Regions from separate parts of the Mus musculus genome. Here region 1 is linked to region 2. The links are chromatin contacts, found by Hi-C in ENCODE. All regions are on one chromosome and are shown on one strand. Each heading gives the region's core, a stretch centred on a gene start or an enhancer-like site at or near the end of the contact. The rest is flanking DNA. Distances are from core to core; before and after follow the strand shown.

Evidence for each region. Hi-C counts contacts between places; a loop is a spot of excess contacts on that map.
Region 1: a map of v-Abl transformed pro-B cells shows a loop between it and region 2 (4-fold over the local background). The contact joins the promoter of Spata6 here to the promoter of Cdkn2c in region 2. A Hi-C loop is called at or near these places in 1 of 37 maps with a recorded cell type or tissue (v-Abl transformed pro-B cells).

Annotation. Positions count from the first base shown.
Region 1 is chr4:111,718,571-111,721,330 of GRCm38, forward strand. Spata6 (spermatogenesis associated 6) reads left to right here and starts at 1,440. Exons shown (of 13, transcript NM_026470.3): 1 at 1,440-1,687. The coding sequence starts at 1,637. It overlaps Gm33192 (a long non-coding RNA gene), which reads right to left. Exons shown (of 2, transcript XR_376552.3): 1 at 2,647-2,760.
Region 2 is chr4:109,665,320-109,668,019 of GRCm38, forward strand. It overlaps Cdkn2c (cyclin dependent kinase inhibitor 2C), which reads right to left and starts at 1,437. Exons shown (of 3, transcript NM_001301368.1): 1 at 291-1,437.

The DNA of each region.
Region 1 (2,760 bases), core at 190-2,689, 2.1 Mb after region 2:
GGAAAAAAAAGCAGTCATATTTTTCTTGATGAAGCAGGAATTGGTGCAGCTTTGGAAGATGTTGCGTATTACTCTAAAGACCCCACATGTGCAAAGCCTGCACAGGCTTTCCAACTCAATACATACACATATATTAACAGACATATTCTAAAGGTTTAAAAATTATTTATCTCTGTGTTTCCATGTATACATACACATAAGTCTATCAGGATACCAGAAGTCACACCAAATCCCCTGTAGCTGGAGTTACAGGTAGCTGTAAGCTGCCCAACGTGGGTACTGGAAATTGAACTCTAGTCCTCTGGAACAGCGTGCTTTCAATTGCTGAACTACCTCTCAGTTGCTAACATATTTCAGAACCTTCATAACAGTATTGTTAATGAAAGCTAAAATATGAACGATACAAGTGCTCATCAAAAGTACATAGGATAAAGAATGTACACATAAGTCGTTGTATATTTCTGTATCATAAGGAGATAAACAAATCACAGAATATATAAGTATTAAATCTATTTAACATAAAAAAGACAAATTGAGCAGAATGTAGTTTGGAAATGCATAGAAGACTTACAGTAATGGAGGTCATTGCAGGGTTTACTATCAGGGAAAAGTTGGTAAGGCAATGCTCAAGGCATTTTCTTTTTCTTTTTCTTTTCTTTTCTTTTTTTTTTTTTTTTTTTTTTTTTTGGCTCAGTAACATCCTGTTTCTCAACTGGGTGATAAAATCACAGGTACTTTCCTCTCCATTGTTAGAATGTGCTCTAAAGTTAATGTATTAAAATTAACTTTAACATGGACTTTAACTCGACAGTTTGTTAGGTTCTTTTTATCTTTGAAGGTCTATGGCTAGGCTCCTCTATTCTGTGAGTCTGTTATTGAGAGTTCAGCCTGGGCAACAGGCATTGAGATTTGCGTAGTGGTGAACTAGACAGGAAATCCTGAAAGGAAATAGGGGCACACTGACAGAGAATCACAAAACAAGTGACTAATAAGAGGACCATAATAGTGATTCCAGAAGGCGTCTGGGATTTTACTTGAGAGATCCTGGGTTCCAGCCCTGTTTTGCCTTTGTCTTGGGCGATATTTTCCTATTTCTTATATTGGTTTTGTAAATTGTATCATAAAATACAAACTCAAGGAAGATTACTAATTATAGGATAGTTAGGAAAACTGAAACTACAGGTGTCAGCCTGTAGTTTCAGTTTTCCTAACTGAATTTGCTCATGAAACCCAGGGTTCTCAGTTCTGGGTTGAGGCCCACAGCACAGCTAGCTGTTCCCTTTCCTATGATTTGCACTCATAACTTTACGTCACAGAAGAGCCGCTCAGCCCCACCCACTGAAGCCCCTCCCACCACAATCCGGGCCCCGCCCACTGCCTCTTGCTCCGTAGTGTCCGGCCTTGGCGTGGCTCTTCCGGCCCCGCCCCTCCAGGCTGCCATGACAACGAGTCCGCGCCCCGCGCTCAGCTGCTGTTCGGGCGGGACCCAGGCTGGACCGCGGGCCCCGGCCTGGGGGCCACAGCTGCCACCTCCGCCGCCACCTCATCTCCTCCCTGTCCCTCGTCCCGCCCCGCGTCTTCCCGCCGTAGTCGGGCCGGAGGCCGGGGTCCCTCCCCGCCGCCCTACCCTGCGCGGATGCCGAAGGTGAAGGCGCTGCAATGCGCCCTGGCGCTGGAGATCCGCTCTGTGAGTACCGGCCCTGTCCCGCCTCAGCCTCCAAGTCCGCTGCCCGCCCCCGGCCCTGGGGGACTCCTGGAAATCTCCAGTGCTTTCCCACTCCAGCCTCTCGGGGGCCTCACCCCAACTTCCAGTTGGAGTGCTTTTGGATCTCTTCCTCACCACTTCGGAGTTCCGCTCCTGGGGCAGTAGTTCCTTTGAATTCTGCTTTACTCTTTTGGTGAGGAACTCCTGAACCCTTGCTCCAGTCTGGGGTGTGTAGCATTTCCGCTTTCAGATCCTTCCCCTAGCTTCCAGTTAAAGTAGGAACGCCTTTTCAGTCATGGTGGAGTCCCTAACTCCAAAAACAACTTACTTGTGACGTCATTGCACCAAGTTTTCTTAGTTTCTCCTCTCAGAATAAACCCAACTCCTCAGAAGCCACTTCAGCTCTTCCCTCCAGTACCCAAACACTCCAGACTTTGCATCCTTCCAATCCTCCCAAGAAAGACCTGGTCAGCTTTTCGGACAACTACTGCTTGGAGCTTGTAACTCCACTCATCTACTCTCAATTCAGGGGACTCTGTCCAGCCTCCTTCAGTAAATCTAGTTGAGGTGGGGAGCCCCTCCTGCCATCCAGTGAGGGGCTGAGGTCTTTCCGGGTGTTGAGAAGCCCCAACTCCCTTTGATAACTGCAGTCTCCTTCAGAGATTTTTGAAGTCCTTCAGTGTCATTCCCAAGAGACCCCCTTTCTCCCCTTAGAGGAGAGGCATTCTAGGAGAACCTCTTCAATTTCTTATTCTGCTGCTTTTCACGCCTTTATCCTTGAAATGCCCTCATTAAGACTCAGCCTACTTGTTGGTATCACTGCATAAGTAGGGATAACAGTACATATTCCCTGTCATTTTCTGGGCCTGCCCCAAGGGGCTCTCTGGCATTACCACCCCCACCCCTGTTGGCCTCCAAACTAAGCTTTTCTCTGCACTTACCCCACGCTTGCTGCACTCACTTCTTTCTGGCCTTCATTTCCTCTCCTTGTGGCTGCAGCAGCCCTGAACTTAAACCAGCATAGAAGTCACAAAATTCTTTCAAGTCTTTTGTTC
Region 2 (2,700 bases), core at 187-2,686:
GCCCCTCGATTCACACGTGATTATTCAGCAAAAGTGAGCCCATTGGAGAGGGGCTCCTTCTCTAGCTTTTTAGCTTAACCCCTAAGAAGGATTCTGGCGATTCAACAGAGATACATACACAGAAGCAGTTCTTGATTAATTACTATGGACGTGAGATGTAGGCAGAGCTGTCACGTACCTAAGCTTTACAGCTCTGTGAGGAAGATGTTGCGGAGACTTAAAGGACTAGGTCAGCTCAGACAACACCGCGAAAGAAAAAGTATTAGAGAGTAGAAAAGGTATTAACCCACCCTTGTTCACAGTGGTGATTTGAGGCAGAATTTCAGAGTCAGGTCCTTCGCAGAGCTCACTTTCCATCCGTCTAGCCGAAGGGGGTAGTCCAGAGTGCTGCTCGCTCGCTAGCAGAGCGCCGCGCTGGCTGGATGCTGACGTGCTCGGGAGGGTTAAAGACGATCGCTGAGGGCAGACCAGAGCAGCAGCTCTGAAGCCCTCAACTCTCAGGTCTCAACGACTCCCTAGCGGGCTCGGCGTCTTCAGAAGAGCCTCCGGAGCCCGCCCGCCGAGCTGCCGCAGCCCCGCCGAGCCTCAGAGGCCGTGGGAGCCGGGCAGGGCGCGGGTCTCCGGAGGCTGGTGGGTGTGCGGCAGACCCCCGCCAAGCCCGTCATGCCGGCCCCGCCGGGTCCCGGGACTCCCGGCAGCCTGAAGACGGTGCACGGCGAAGGGGGAAGCGTCTATGGGGCTCCAGCCGCTGGGGTAGCTCGCGGCAGCATCGCTCTTGCACCCGGCCAGCTCACCAGTAACTTCCCGCCTACGACCGAGCTAGCTCAGGCTCTTCACTGCAAGCGCTCGCTGAGGGGCGGCCGTCGCCTCTGCCGCTGTCGTTCCCTCCCTTTCAGATTTTCCCGGGGCGTCCGATGATGGGAAGGGTCTTTGGAAGTAGGAGCGGTCGCCACAGATCCCGGGCGCAGCCAGTCCCGCCAACTTCTTGGCGGCCGCCCAGCAGCTCGGGCGCTCGGTGCCACTTGGCCAGTTAGTTCTTGGCGGTCCTCCGGCCTGTGCCCCTATCAGTGCCGCGGACAGGACAGCGGCTGCCAGCCAGTTGGGTTCCGGAGCCGAGGCAGGCTGCGCCGGCCGGTCGCGAGCCGCAGCTGACAGTTTCTTTTGTAGTCCGACTCCCCCAAATCTCTGATCGCCGCTCCCTTCTCCGCTACAGACACTTGCGCGTCTTTCCTTTAGGATCTTTCCCTTCCCTCCCTCCTTTGCTTCTTTTTCCGCTGAAGCAACTGCTGCTACGGTTGCCTCTGAAGGTACTGTGCCGGTTTCTTATCCCTTTTTTCCGACCTCATCAGCTTTTTTTGAAAAGAAAAAAATTGAGCGCTTTTTGAGTTGAAAAACCCGCCCCCATTTTAACGGCAGAGTTTTAAGGAGGCTCCGCCGAGTTAGGGCGCCGCGGGAGCGGGAAGGCCGGGCCCCGCCCACGCCCCGCCCAACGCCCTGGCGGCGCAGTGGCCGGCAGCCCGCTCGCTCCGCCCTCGCGGCCCTGCGCCCTTCTCTGCCCGCGCTGGGCCTGGGTTCGCTGGCGCTCCCGCCTGCCCTCTCGCTTCGCTAGTCTCCCCTGCCGAAGCGGGGTGGGTTCGGCCCGGCCTGGCCTGCTGTTCTGGGGCTGGCTGGAGTGGGAGCCTCTACCGTGCGGGACCCCGGTGGTGGTAACTAAGGCCGCGGGTGCGGGCGGAGGCCCTTAGAGGCTCGGCGGCCCTGCAGCTGACGGGTAGGATCTCCTCTGCTGGAGCCGGGCAGCTCCACCCTCCTCGGCGCTCCCCGACCAGGCTCGCCGAGTTCGAGTGGCCTGGCCCGGGGCTGCTGGACTCCTTTGCTCTGCCACAGGCCTTGGCACCTGTCAGGTCATTGCCAGGGCTGCAGAGGCGACACAACTGACAGCACCACAGGGCAGAGAAGTCTTGTAGACCGAGTTTTATGAGAACTGAAAGCATATTACAAGAAATCCCGACGAACTTCAGGGTCTAGAAAATGTGAACTTCTAGTCTTGAGGGAAAAGGAGAAATGCAATTAACTTTAAACAAAGCTTACAGTGAGTTAGAAAGGTTTTCTAAAAAGGCTATGTCTTTATTGGGGGATTTCTTTCACTCACTACACCGAGGATTGGTTGTTTTTAGGTGGAGGTGAGGATGGTGGTCTAAGTGTAAAAGGACCAGTGCATCCATATATTTCATATTCATCAATTTTCTGTACTTTTCACGTCTTCTTGTAGGCATATGAGATTATTGCCTTCTATACTTTTATGCTTTTAAAAAAACACCAGCATGGTTGCATTCAGTGGTCAAAATGAAACCAAACCCCCCCTCCGCCTCCCCTCCCCCCCAAATATTGGTCTAATTAGAACCAGCCACTGCACATATATCCTCAAGTAACATCTGTAACCCAGTTCCTTGGAGTAAAGTGAAAGTATTCAAACAAGCCAGAGACATCTGGATAGTCATTTAGCAACAGGTTGGCTGTTAGGGAAAATTGGAACTACAAGAATTTGGCAGTGTTTCTTTAAGTTGTTAAGAAAAAGATTAGAGCTAATTTTTGAGGTATCGAAAGCTGAATATTGTGAATCAGGTAACAACAAAGGGGATGAACTTCTTTAAAAATCATTTTAACAGAATATTTAGGATTCCATGTATACTGTATTCCATG